Linked DNA regions of Homo sapiens: all the other regions are linked to region 2. The links are chromatin contacts, found by Hi-C or POLR2A ChIA-PET in ENCODE. All regions are on one chromosome and are shown on one strand. Each heading gives the region's core, a stretch centred on a gene start or an enhancer-like site at or near the end of the contact. The rest is flanking DNA. Distances are from core to core; before and after follow the strand shown. Region 1 overlaps IQCB1 (IQ motif containing B1). Region 2 has its middle 27 kb from the start of CSTA. Region 3 has its middle 43 kb from the start of ILDR1.

The links. A loop is a pair of places that touch in the nucleus more often than their neighbours do. ChIA-PET counts read pairs that join two places held with the same protein, here RNA polymerase II (POLR2A). Pooled maps may share reads with other maps.
Region 1: a loop to region 2 is called in a pooled map, with 2.6 times the contacts of the local background. The contact joins two enhancer-like sites. A Hi-C loop is called at or near these places in 2 of 50 pooled maps. POLR2A ChIA-PET finds 5 or more read pairs at or near these places in 2 of 52 experiments (T-cell and activated T-cell).
Region 3: a pooled map shows a loop between it and region 2 (14-fold over the local background). The contact joins two enhancer-like sites. A Hi-C loop is called at or near these places in 1 of 168 maps with a recorded cell type or tissue (CD14-positive monocyte), 14 of 37 single-sample maps with no recorded cell type and 10 of 50 pooled maps. POLR2A ChIA-PET finds 5 or more read pairs at or near these places in 2 of 52 experiments (OCI-LY7 and activated T-cell).

Annotation. Positions count from the first base shown.
Region 1 is chr3:121,790,816-121,795,643 of GRCh38, reverse strand. It overlaps IQCB1 (IQ motif containing B1), which reads left to right. Exons shown (of 15, transcript NM_001023570.4): 10 at 78-187. Among named protein-coding and RNA genes, the nearest start is that of IQCB1, 42 kb to the left of the region's middle. RefSeq lists an enhancer at 638-687. Within about 2 kb of position 2,488, at least 3 of the 41 ENCODE cell types and tissues checked have a DNase peak (open chromatin) inside an H3K27ac peak, as active enhancers do.
Region 2 is chr3:122,296,174-122,301,006 of GRCh38, reverse strand. No RefSeq gene overlaps it. Among named protein-coding and RNA genes, the nearest start is that of CSTA, 27 kb to the left of the region's middle. Within about 2 kb of position 1,611, at least 2 of the 41 ENCODE cell types and tissues checked have a DNase peak (open chromatin) inside an H3K27ac peak, as active enhancers do.
Region 3 is chr3:121,977,344-121,982,046 of GRCh38, reverse strand. No RefSeq gene overlaps it. Among named protein-coding and RNA genes, the nearest start is that of ILDR1, 43 kb to the left of the region's middle. Within about 2 kb of position 2,611, at least 3 of the 41 ENCODE cell types and tissues checked have a DNase peak (open chromatin) inside an H3K27ac peak, as active enhancers do.

The DNA of each region.
Region 1 (4,828 bases), core at 1,239-3,738, 510 kb after region 2:
ATACTTTAAGAGGTAAACTTTTTTTTTTTTTTAAAGACCTTCCTAGAGATATCTCTAAATTATTTTCGGCATTTCAGAAACTACATCAAGCAGCATGCTTGATTCAAGCCTATTGGAAGGGTTTTCAGACAAGAAAGAGATTAAAGAAGCTTCCATCTGCTGTGATTGCTTTGCAGAGGAGTTTCAGGTAAAAAAATTTGGTGAGGGGATTGATGATCATAGAATCTTACTAGAGTACAGTTGAATTGAAATTTAGGTGATTTTTTTTTAATTTCCTAGTATGTTTCTTGTTATCTTTTCATTTTTTTTCCATACGTTTCTGGGTACCAACACTCCAGTAACCAGATGCACTTTCAAAGCAAAGGATGTAAGACAGGAATCTGATGTGTCAAATATGCAATCCTATCCACTTAATAAGATATTTGGGGAGGGGCCAAGCCTACAAAGGGAGCCAATGATAGTTATATTATTAAACCCTCTAAACCAACAGTTATCATAATTTCGTGTGTATAATTATAACAATAACATGTATGCGTATAAGAGTTTAAGTCTGTTAACCTGATTTTCCTGAATAAATATGGCATGGATGGATATCTTCATTGAATTATGATATAGTTCGGCATTTATTTCAAGTAGACTGAAAAGGAAATACTGAAGACATAGCCCACTTTCTGCAATGACTTAACCAATCCAGATCCTCCAAGGTCACAGAACAAGAAAAAATAACTTAGCTTCTAGGTAATTTATGGTAAAGAAGATCTGTTTCAGAGGTGACTTTTTCATGCAGCCTAACTTAAAGCCAAGCTTTAGTTTGCTAAAATGAAACTGGCATTTTACAGAAGTTAATTCTTTAAAGAAAACTGAAACTATTCTTTTAATAACTGCAGATGCATTTCTCAGTTATAAAAACATTTAAAAATAGCTCTGGGGTTCAAAATACTATGTAGTCACAGAGTTGAAGACATTGAAATCACTCTAGCTAACTGTGTCTCTTAGTGGGTATCCTATTAATTGATGAACGTTTTCTTCAGGGAAGAATTAAAGATGGATTTTAAATATTATTGGGCATGAATATTGTTGGTAGCAAAGAAAAGAATTAATTTTTAAATATATATCAAATGCCTAGTATATGATATATGTACTAGGCATTTAACAGATTCGAGTTTGTATCTCACTTGAGCAGCTTACTGGTTGAGTGAACTTGGACAATCCCCCACCTCTCTCAGCCTCAAACTTCCAATCTATAAAATGAGAATAATAGTTTATACACTTGTATGATCAAGATAATGTAAAATTTGAGATAATACAAAGTTTTTAGCATATTATCTGGCACTTAAAAAATGATAGAAGGAAAAATGCATATGGCACATTTTCTGTCCTTGAAAATTTACAAATCTAGGTAAACAAATAGATGCATTAAATAGGTAGTACTAATGAGAAGCAAGTATTATCCATCTATTATTACTCAAAGTTTATTGCCTATCTTACAAGCTGTTTTTTTTTTAAAAGCATTTCTGTGGTTAGATAAATTTGGGAAATATTGAGTACTTTTTGAGTCACAGTGTATATTTTTCTACCCAAAGCATCTGAGGTGCTCTTGGTATTGCCTCTGTGGTGAATTCAGATAGAGTAGGTATTACTTATGGATTCCACCTGCTATCATCCTTAGTTACCTGTCATCTTAAATTTAAGGGTACCCTTATACATGGATTCAGAGCATTAATGTTTAGTCCCACAAGAGTTCCCAAATTTGCTCATATACTCTCTCTTTCAATATTAAAATCTCTATTTAAAAGTAGCCCAGGATTACAGATTTTTTTCTACTTAGAAGTGTATCTATGGAATCTAATATTCCATTATTTTAAAATAGAAATTCCATTGCTTTCTTTATGTAACCAGAAGAGTTATAAATACTTCCATTAAAAAGATAAGCTGTGAAGCAAAAATTATTTAAGTCTCACATTTTGTGTTTGTTGCCTTTCCAGTATTTTTGCATTTGAGGTTCCAGAATATACTGAAATGCGGTTCTAACCTGTTGGATTCTATTTAATTTTTTAATTTTCAGTTTTCTCCAGTTCAGCACCTTCGCTCTTCTATTAGTTGTAACAGTTCATGCAAATGTCTCTTGCTTCCTTTGTAGCTTGGTTTTTTTTCAAAGGTTATTTCTGTCTTTTTGTGCTCAGGACTTATCTCAGTAATTTCCCCTTCCCATGGTTTTGGGAGAGAGACTGCCCACTGGTCACACTTATGGGTCCAGGTTGATTAGTGTTCTTTAGATTCAGCAAGAGGCATTCTTTTATAGTCACGCCCTTGCTAATGCACTTTCATAGTGGTTTCTTTTTTATTTAGTCATTTCTCGTATTCAGAAACTTTGTCTCTTAAGTACTCTTATTCAGCAAGGTTTTCTGAAGCGGCTAACAGCTGCTCTAGTTATCTTAGAGAAACCTCACAATTTACCTACCTCTATCATAGTGCTGATTTTTAAGTGTTTTAATTACATTTGTTGATTTCATCTTGAAACTGAGCTTCTTAAATGCAGATAGCATCTTTTTTCTCTCTCTCCCTCTGAGGCACAGTGTCTTGGCAGCAGAAAATTTGGTCAACTCCCACTTTAATGGTAAAAATTCAGATTGATTAAATGTAAATCATGGAATTTACTTATTTCAGAATATGACATCTGATCAGTCATTTCATCTTCAGAAGTGTAGTACAGATGCCAGGTGGTCCAGTGCCTACTAATTCTTACAAAGAAACCAGTTGGAAGAATAATTGTTTGATTTTTGAGTGATTAGAGAAACTCTGAACAAAATAACTCGATGTTATTTAATAATAAATGGGGGAATTACATTCAAAATCACTTCAGTTCCTAATAAATGTTTTCAGATATGAAAGTAAAACATATGAATCCAATAAGCACACCTGTTTACAATTTAGTCCCTATTTAAATCACCAAATCTCACTTTTTTTTTTTTTTTTTTTTTTGAGACGGAGTCTTGCTCTGTGGCCCAGGCGGGAGTGCAGTGGCGCAATCTCGGCTCACTGCAAGCTCCGCCTCCCGGGTTCACACCATTCTCCTGCCTCAGCCTCCCGAGTAGCTGGGACTACAGGCGCCCGCCATCACGCCCGGCTAATTTTTTTGTTATTTTTTAGTAGAGACGGGGTTTCACCGTGTTAGCCAGGATGGTCTCGATCTCCTGACCTCGTGATCCACCCGCCTCGGCCTCCCAAAGTGCTGGGATTACAAGCGTGAGCCACCGCGCCCGGCCCAAATCTCACTTTTGTCCTGTCTTTCTGGTTTGTACTTTACTTCCACCTTCATGCTCCATAGTCTTTTCATTTTTGCCATATTTGATAGCCTACATGCCTAAATTGTTTCCCAAACCCAGTTTTCTGACAGATTAAATATTCTAGCAGATGCAATTTTAATGATTACTATGTTTTTCATACTAATAGTGTAAAATGGTATTTAAAATATTGATAATGCAGTATTAGACATTATAATCTATAGCCAATTAGAAGTTAGAAACAGAGGTAGTTTTTTGTCGTTGTTGTTGTTTTGAGGCGGAGTCTCACTCTGTCACTCAGGCTAGAGTGCAGTGGCACGATCTTGGCTCACTGCAACCTCCACCTCCCAGGTTCAAGCTCCTGCCTCAGCCTCCCAAGTAGCTGGGACTACAAGTGCACACCATCACACCCAGCTAATTTTTGTATTTTTAGTAGAAATGGGGTTTCGCTATGTTGGCCAGGCTGGTCTCAAACTCCTGACCTCAGGTGATCCACCCACCTTGGCCTCCCAAAGTGCTGGGATTACAGGCGTGAACCACCGCGCCCGGCCACAGAGGTAGTTTTTTAAAAATCAGTTTAAAAGGAGGCTCTGTTTAGGGCCTGCTCTCTTTTACCCTCTATGAATGGGTAAGAGATAAAACATTATTATCTGCATGCTGTATAACCCAGAAGTTTTGAGGTGATGGAGTTCTGTAGAACAGGCAAGTTGCTATCAGCTATTCTTTGGGAAGGGAGAGGCCCTTACCTACTTCATTTCCAGCTTTCACAAAGAGCAAGAGACACTTAGAACTATTCAACTAGCCCTAGATCTTCTCTGGAATCTTTTGACACACATACACTTTTGAGGTCTTCTCTACCCTTGATAATAGGGATAAGAAAGAAGTTTCAAAACAAATAAATTCTCTACTCTGCCCTAAGTAGAAAGCTAGAGAAAATTTAAGTTGTAATTGATGGAAGAATTTATGAGAAACAACCACAGGCACACAAAATTTTATCAAAATCAAAATAAACTATTTTGAGTTGAAAATTCAGTTGAAAAATCATAATAATCCTAACTATACTATAATGAAGTCTGACTATTAAGAGTACAAAGCTATAGCCAAGGTACCACATTTGTTTACAGTTTAATTCTAAGAATACAGTTTAAAAAAAAGATCTAAGAGAAAATGTTCTTGAGGGAGACACATGTCAAATTAAGTCTATAGCGGTAAACTAAGTAGTTTATTCTGCCTTTCTTCTTATCCTCGTTTTCTTTTTCTGTGGGTGTCTGAAAGCATTTTGAGTATATTTACTGTAAACTGACACTTGTAGTCTCCTTACATAGTGATATTGGAAGCAACAAAAACTAGATGGGAATGGCTAAGGAGAAATTTTGGTGAATAAAAGCAGATAATACAGAAATTATAATTATATAAAATGTTTGTGGTCACATGAAAATTTTCATAACCAGTTATGAAAGTAATGTTCAGTTGTCAATAATTGAGAAATAGGCATAAGAAGAAAATAAAGATCAACTGTAATTACATCATGCAGTAAAAATCAC
Region 2 (4,833 bases), core at 362-2,861:
GGTGGCTCACACCTTGTAATCCTAGCACATTGGGAGGCCAAGGCAGGCGGGGGGCAGGGAGGATTGCTTGAGTCCAGGAGTTTGAGATGAGCCTAGGAAACATGGCAAAAACTTGTCTCTACTAAAAAAAAAAAAAATTAGTGGGGAGCAGGGTGTGGTGGCACACCCCTGTAATCCCAGCTACTTGGGAGGCTGAATTGCTTGAACCCAGGAGTCAGAGGTTGCAGTGAGCCAAGATCATGCAACTGCACTGCAGCCTGGGTGACAGAGCGTGACTCAGTCTCAAAAGCTCAAGTTTTACACTAGACAAGACTTCTTTTTAATAAGTGAAAATGACTGGAAAGATGTAGGTTCTACCCAAAATTCTGGTAAGGGATGGGAAAAAAGATTTGGCAAAGCCTGGTCAAAGGCAGTAACTGGAGGAAAGTAAAACTATTTGAGTTTGTAGCCCACAATGTTCAATAAACTGGATATATTTGGTAACCATAATGGAAGACGTCAAATTTTTGTGCATTAATATAAGAAATAAAGATTCTGGAATGAAGACTTAGGTAGGATTTTTATTTATTTATTTATTTTTGAGAAGGAGTCTCACTCTGTCGCCCAGGCTAGAGTGCAGTGGTGCGACCTTGGCTCACTGCAACCTCCGCCTCCGAGGTTCAAGCAATTTTCCTGCCTCAGCCTCCTGAGTAGCTGGGATTACGAACACCTGCTACCATGTCCGGCTAATTTTTTTGATTTTTTTTTAGTAGAGACGGGGGTTCACCATTTTGGCCAGGTTGGTCTCAAACTCTTGACCTCAGGCGATCCGCCCAACTCGGCCTTCCAAAGTGTTGGGATTACAGGCGTGAGCCACTGCACCCGGCCTAGGTGGGATTTCTTTAAGCTAGATGTTGACAATCTCTCCTACCCTCTCATCTCAGGCTTTTACTGCAATTCAGTTATGCTCCACCAGGTGGTAGCAGATATCTTGGCTCTGTCATCCACAATATGATCAAATTATAATTTTCTGTATGAATTCCATTGTAGATTTAAACTATATATTTTCAAATAAAAATTAAAAACTAACCATTTTAATAAAAACTTTTAATCATTAAGTATTATTTTAGTACTTAATATCTAATATATTTATATTACTTATTTTAATAATATCTAATATATTTATATTAAGAATTATTTTAATATAAATAGAAATCAGTATTGACTAGTCATATTTTCTCAAGTCAAAAAGGCAAACTATATAAAAGTATTTTTCATTCTATCTCTAGCTAATCCTGTTCTTGTCTCTGGGCTTACTAGAATGATACTGTTTAATTTTTTTCTCTGGTGTTCTCTTGTATGTCCGTAGAAAATGACTGGCGCAGCTCTGGGACTTTAGTCAGACTTAGAAACACAAATTTCTTGCAGCCTCCTTCTGCTACTGGTTGTAGGATGTTGGTGTTTAGGGAATAATTTTTGTGCCTGCCTTCTTTTACTTGGCAATAATTTTCTATTTATCATATTCAGAGTTTCACTTTTATCCCTTCTGTTGGCAAAATCAAGAAATGAAAATCTCTGACCTGCTCAGACTAAAAATCCCCATTCCACCAAGTGAGGCTTTCTTCAATGAGAGGGCAGTAATTTCCCACTGATTCATAGAAGAACATCACTTTTTTTCCCATGAGCTTTTTGACTGGAAACTTATCTAAACTATTTTACATAAGGTGGTAGTTATCTTGCCACAAATCTGAGTTGCTACAAAATAGCTTTAAACAGTTCTATACAAAGGGAGCATCTTGAATCCAAAATGTAAAGTTTCTGAGCAAAAGTTTAACAAACATTTGTAAAGAGTTTTTAAAAACAAATCCCCCAACTTTTTGTTACCAAATTTCTAAACATTCAGAAACAGTGTAGCAAACACCTCTATATCACCACTCAGATTACATAATTATGAGCATCTTGCCATATATTTTAACATATATCTGTGTCTATTTTTTTGTATAAAACATTTAAAATTGAGTTGCAGATATTGTGACCAGTTACCTCAAAACTGTTTGGCATTCATCCCCTAAATATAACGACATTTTGTTACATAACCACATTATCACCCCTAGGAAAACTAACAATACTTCCTCAATTTTATCTAAAAATCAGTTCAAATTCACATTTCCCAAATTTTTCTTTAATTCAAATGTTATAATTATATTTGGTTGCTATATCTCTTTAGACTTGTGTATTAGAAATGCCATATATGTGTGCCATGTATGTGTGTGTGTATCTATCTATCTATCTATCTATCTATCTATCTATCTATCTATCTATCTACCTACCTACCTAGATACTGACCTTTTGATGAGACCAGAACAGTTGTCCTATAGAAAGAATTTCAGTATGTTGGATTTGTCTGATTTTTCTCTGTAGTGTCATTTAATCCTAACATCATATTGTCAAATGAATTTTATGACAACCAATTCCTATTACCATGTGAAAGTTTTCAGAAGTTGCAGTGGTTTGAACACACAAAATCTTTGTGGTCTGAGAAAGACCTGATTCTTTCACGGTTCAGGAAGACTCGCAACCATAGAATGTCAGAGCAGAACCACCCCTGCCTCCCCCAGTGGACACATTAGAAAACTGAGGCCTAGAAAGGGCAAGTGTGAAGGTGTCTGTTCTATTGCTGTTGTAACAGATGACTGCAAATTAGTGGCTTAAAACAACACAAATTTGTTACCTTATAGTTCTGGAGGTTGGAAGTCCAAAATGGATCTCACTGAGTTAAAGGTACTGGCATTTCTTTCTGGAAAGTTTAAGGGAAAATCTGCTCCTTGCTGTTTCTAGCTTTCAGAGGCCACCTGTGTTCCTTGGCTTCTCGTCACTTCTACCATCTTAAAATCTCTCTCTGACTCTGACCCTGACTCTCCTGCCTCCCTCTTCCACTTATAAGGACCCTTGTGATCCAGCCCACCTGGATACTTTTCCTATCTCAAGGTCATCTGATTAGTGATCATAATTCCATATGCAACCTAATTCCCCTTTGCCACAGAACATAGTTACAGGTTCCAGGGATTAGGACATAGACATATTTGGAGGCCATTATTCTGCCTACCACAGTAAGTGACCTGACAAAAATTATACTGCGAGTTACTCGCAAGAATCCTTTAGTACACTGCCATCTGAAATGTTTGTTTGTTTTGCACTGGAATTTGGTAAAAGGTGATACTATATTGAACCCTGTTCAAGAGAGTTTAATAAAAGAGGCATTAAAGGGATTTTTTTTTTATTATAGAATGGCATTTTTTTTTGAGACGGAGCCTTGCTCTGGACGGAGTCTTGCTCTGTCGCCCAGGCTGGAGTGCAGTGGTGCTATCTCCGCTCACTGCAAGCTCCGCCTCCCGAGTTCACGCCATTCTCCTGCCTCAGCCTCCGGAGTAGCTGGGACTGCAGGCGCCCGCCACCACGCCCGGCTACTTTTTTGTATTTTTTTAAAGTAGAGACGGGGTTTCACTGTGTTAGCCAGGATGGTCTCGATCTCCTAACCTCGTGATCCCCCCACGTCGGCCTCCCAAACTGCTGGGATTTAGAATGAGATTGTTATAACCAGGTGGATGCAGTTTGGTTCTGGAGGATAGTGCTAATTTGTGTATCTGATACATCTGAAGTCAGATCGTTTTACCCGCTAGTTTTGTTAAGGAAGCTGAGTGTTTTCTTTGACTATAATTAGAGAATCCAAATCACTTGAATCTTACTATTAACTTCAACTTGACATCCTAAATTCTATTTGCCTTCTTTTATCAAGCACAGTGAAAGAATCCAAAAATGTAGGAGAGGCATACACACCTTTTGTGGGTTATCTGCTCAAATCAAATCCAAGAGGATCATCCATCAATGTCCAAACTCACACGATGTCAAGACTTACTGCTTTACTAAAAGGTGAGTCTCTGCCGTGGTCTTAGATCCTTTCAAAGTCCACAAGGCTCTGTGGGGTTGACTCTTGTTAGGATAATTTCTATAACTGCCAATGTTGCAAAGAAATTTTTGTTTCTGGCTCGAATAAATATTTTCTCCAGATCAAAATTTTTGTTTCTGGCTTAAATAAATATTTTCTCCAGATCACACTCATTGATGTCTCATGAAATGCAATAGAATATGTCTCATTGATGTTGGTGGGGTTTTTCTGAAGTGGCAAATGAAAATCATTGAATATTGTTGATCAAGTAGGAAAATCCAGTTTATTGGGAAGGGTGAATTATGAGGTTATAGTTAACAGAAGTGAAATGTTTTAAGTTAGTGGTTTTAGATCACATATTGGGGGGAGTCAGACAAGATAGGAAGGAAGAAACTACAGAATCTTGCCTATATAACAGAACAGGGAGTTGAGCCAAGAAAATAGCTAGAGTCAAAACCAAATGTGTCGAGGGATTCAGTTGAACTTTGAAATCTCTACTCTTGGGTGTCCTGATTATGTGGCTGACTCCTTAAGGGTATTATAATGAAAAAAGCCACAGCTCCCACCTTAGGGGAATGTCTGGAAGGAGTCTGGGAGGGGGCTTGGGACCAAGGAAGTGATGTTGAGGGCATGATTTTGAATTTGAAATAATGGTTGTTAAAAAAAAGATTACCCAAGCACTAGGCAAGATGGTCAGGCAGATTTTACTGGAGGGGGCCATGGCAATAGGTGTAGGGACCACTGCAACAGGGTCTTGCCAATCAGACTTAACTCTGACCCCAACCAGTACAAGTGGGGATTCGTAGCGAAGGAGCAGGGTGGTGACTGTGGGTGGAAAATGACTAAGAGGAAACATCAGGGATAAGGGGTGTCTGGCTAAACTAACTTGATAGGATTCTTGCTGCAGG
Region 3 (4,703 bases), core at 1,362-3,861, 320 kb after region 2:
AGATATGACACCAATAGCATAATCCTTAAAAGAAAAAATGTATAAATTGAATTTCATCAAAATGTAAAACTTTTTTATTTCAAAAGAACACCATTAAGAAAACAAAATACAAACTACAACCTTAGAGAACATATTTGCAAATCATATTTCTGATAAAGTACTTCTAACCAGAATATATCAGGAGGGCTTACAACTCAATAATAAGACAAACCCAACTTGTTTTAAATGGGCAACGTTTAAATAGAGACTTCATCAAAGAAGATATAAAAATTTCCAACAAGCACATGAAAAGATGATATACATCTTAGGGAAATGCAAATTAAAACCACAGTGAGATACCACTTCATAGCCACCAGAATGGTGAGTTAGTCGGCTAGGGTTGCCATAACAAAATATCACAGACTGGGTGGCTTAACAGAAATTTACTTCTCACAGTTCTGGAGACTGGAAGTCCAAGATTAAGGTGCCTGCAGATTTGGTTTCTCCTGAGGCCTCTTTTCCTTGGCTTGCAGATGGTAGCCTTCTCACTTTCTCTCTCATATGTCCTGATCTTTTCTTTCTAGGACACCAGTCAGATTGGAGTAGGACATACCCTAAATATCCTCATTTTAACTTAATGCCCTCCTTAAAAGACTTATTTCCAAATATAGTTACATTCTGAGGTACTGAGGGGTTAGTGCTTCAACATATGAATTTGGGGGACAGGGACACAATTCACTCCATGATGTGGTAGGCATATCCATGGACTTCCGTAATAAAAGGGAATAAATTACTGACTTGCTGCAACACGGATGAGTTCAAAAACATTATACTAAAGAAAAGAAGCCAGATACAAAAACCACATATGAGGTGATTCTATTTGTACGAAATGTCCAGAAAAGGCAAATCTACAGAGACAGAAAGTAAATTAGTGGTTGCCCAGCACTGGAGTGGGAATAGAGATGGTAAGTGAACATGAGGGTTATTTTCAGAGTGATAGAAATGTTCTAAAATTGGTTGTTATTATGATCAAACAACCTTGTAAATTTACTAAAAATTGTTAACTTGTACAATCATAAGAAGTGAATTTTCTGATTTGTATATTACACCTCAATGAAAATTTTAAGCATAGTAAATGAACATCATTCCAAGTATTTTTTTCTCTGCTTATACAGAATGAGAGCAATAGATAACCTTTTAAAATGTGTTCATATGAATGCTACTAATTTTAGTCAAAAAAAAACCAAAAAACTTTTGCTGGCTGTAGTGGCTCACACCTGTAATCCCAGCACTTTGGGGGCCAGAGGTCGGGGGATTACTTGAGCTCAGGAATTACAGACTAGCCTCAGCAACATAGCAAGACCTCGTATCTACTAACAATAAAAATTTTTAAAAATTAGCCAATCACGGTGGCATGTGCTTGTACTCCCAGCTACTTGGGAGGCTGAGGTGGGAGGATCGCTTGAGCCTAGGAGGTCAAGGCTGCAGTGAGCTATGACCGTGTCACTGCACTCCAGCCTGGGCAACAGATTGAGACCTTGTCTAAGAAAAATAAAAAATAAAACCTGTTTTGCTGGATTTTAACAGAAGAAAAGTAAATTGAAGGGAAACTAGAGGAATTGTTAAACTTTAAATCTTTCATTTCAAGAGATTTTATTTCTTAAGGAACCCTCCTAGATTATGAAAGAAGACAAAGGAAAACATGATGAAGTTAGAATCATTGTACTTTAAACCCTCAGGTTTCAAATGGACTTCCTGGTATTGAAAATGAAAATACTGGCACTCTCACACTTCCTCTAATATTACACCTCTGCATCTCTCAACTTAGTTTTGTTGTTACAGTAAACAAAACTAGTTATGTTTATTTTAGAAAACCCAAAAAAGATAATTTTTATTCAAAGTTATTTTCCAACTTCCACAGAAGGGGAACAAAGAATTCTGATGGTCATCTTAAAAATCAAAGCTATTCTGATCTTTTAGGATTCTGCAGAAAAAAAAGCTGCACTTTTTTGTGGGAGTTTTTATAGAGGACAGTGTTCATAGAGTTCACTTGAAGTTCAGATACATACATACATGAACTAGCCAAGCCTTCAGATTTATTTTAATCATCTCAAACATATTTCACAATTTTTGACAAATATAAAGGCTTACATTTCAGATGAGTCAGACAGTTTAACAGCACCAGAGCCTTAATTTCTTTAGCTTGAATGAAAGGAAAGTAGGCAGAGAAATATAGTAGTAGGTAAAGATAGAGCATTGTCAAGTTTTATATTACTGGAAACCTCATCTGAACCTGAGGTTAGTAAATATAATCTGTATAAGTCTGTTTTCATGCTGCTGATAAAGATATACCTGAGACTGGGCAATTTACAAAAGAAAGAGGTTTAATTGGACTTACAGTTCCACATGGCTGGGGAAGCCTCACAATCATGGCAGAAAGCAAGGAGGAGCAGGTCACATCTTATGTGGATGGCAGCAGGCAAAGAGAGCAGTGCAGGGGAACACCCATTTTAAAACCATCACATTTCGTGCAACTCATTCACTATCATGAGAACAGCACAGGAAAGACCTGCCCCCATGATTCAATCACCTCCCACCTGGTCCTTCTCAAAACATGTGGGAATTCAAGACAGAGATTTGGGCGGGGCCACAGCCAAACTGTATCATTCTGCCCCTGGCCCTTCTGAAATCTCATGTCCTCACATTTCAAAATCAGTCATGCCTTCCCATCAGTCCCCCAAAATCTCAGCTCATTTCAGCATTAACCCAGAAGTCCAAGTTTAAAGTCCCATCTAGACAAGGCAGGTCCCTTCACCTATGAGCCTGTAAAATCAAAAGCAAGTTAGTTACTTCCTAGATACAATGGAGATACAGGCATTAGGTAAATACAGCCATTCCAAATGGGAGAAATTGGCTAAAACAAAGGAGTACAGGCCCCATGCAAGTCTGAAATCCAGCCGAGCAGTCAAATCTTAAAGTTCTAAAATGATCTCCTTTAACTCCACGTCTTGCATCCAGGTCACACTGATGCAAGAGATGGGTTCCCATGGTCTTGGGCAGCTCCACCCCTGTGGCTTTGCAGGATACAGCCCCCCTCCTAGCTGATTTCATGGGCTGGCATTGAGTGCCTGTGGCTTTTCCAGGTGCATGGTGCAAGCTGTCAGTGGATCTACCATTCTGGGGTCTAGAGGACAGTGGCCCTCTTCTCACAGCTCCACTAGGCAGTGCCTCAGTAGGGACTCTTTGTGGGGGCTCCAACCCCACATTTCCCTTTTGCACTGCCCTAGCAGAGGTTCTGCATGAGGGCCTTGCCCCTGCAGCAAACTTTTGCCTGGGCATCCAGACATTTCCATACATCTTCTGAAACCTAGGCAGAGGTTCCCAAACCTCAATTCTTGACTTCTGTGCACCCACATGCCCAATACCACATGGAAGCTGTCAAGGCTTGGGCTTGCACCCTCTGAAGCCATGGCCTGAGCTCTAAGTTGGCCCCTTTCAACCACAGCTGGAGCAGCTGGGACACAGGCCACCAAGTCCTTAGACTGCACACAGCATGGGGACCCTGGGCCCCGGCCCACAAAACCACTTTTTCCTCCTGGGCCTCCATGTCTGTGATGGGAGGGGCTGCCATGAAGGTCTCTGACATGGCCAGGAGAGATTTTCCCCATAGTCTTGGGGATTAACATTAGGCTCCTTGCTACTTATGCAAATTTCTGCAACCGGCTTGAATTTCTCCCCAGAAATTGGTTTTTTAAAAATTTTCTATTGCATAGTCAGGCTGCGAATTTTCCAAACTTTTATGCTCTGCTTCCCTTATAAAACTGAATGCCTTTAACAGCACCCAAGTCACCTCTTGAATTCTTTGCTGCTTAGAAATTTCTTCTTCCAGATACCCTAAATCATCTCTCTCAAGTTGAAAGTTCCACAAATCTTTAGGGCAGTGGCAAAATGCCGCCAGTCTCTGTGCTAAAACATAACAAGAGTCACCTTTGCTCCAGTTCCCAACAAATTCCTTATCTCTATCTAGACCACCTCAGCCTGGACCTTATTGTTCATATCATTATAGGTATTTTTCTTAAAGCCATTCAACAAGTCTCTAGGAAGCTCCAAATTTTCCCACATTTTCCTGTCTTCTTCTGAGCTCTCCAAACTGTTCCAACCTCTGCCTGTTACCCAGTTCAAAAGTTACTTCCACACTTTTGGATATCTTTTCAGCAACTCTACTGGTACCAATTTACTGTATTAGTCCGTTTTCATGCTGCCGATAAATACATACCCAAGACTGGGCAATTTACAAAAGAAAGAGGTTTAATTGGACTTACGGTTCCACATGGCTGGGGCAGCCTCACAATCATGGCAGAAAGCAAGGAGGAGCAGGTCACATCTTATGTAAATGGCAGCAGGCAAAGAGAGAGCTGTGCAGGGGAACGCCCCTTTTTAAAACCATCAGATCTCATGAGACTCATTCACTATCATGAGAACAGCACAGGAAAGACCTGCCCCCATGATTCGATCACCTCCAATTGGGTCCCTGCCACAACAGGTGGGAATTCAAGATGGGAGATCTGGGCAGGGACAAAGCCAAACCATATCACAACCTTTCTTTAGACAGCCAGGTCATAAATATACTGTAACCCCTAGATCCTATTATCAGAAAAAAAAAAGTGTGACTATCATCTTATGGCTTTTGCAAAAGGTTCTCTAGAAGGCAATGTTCCTAGAGT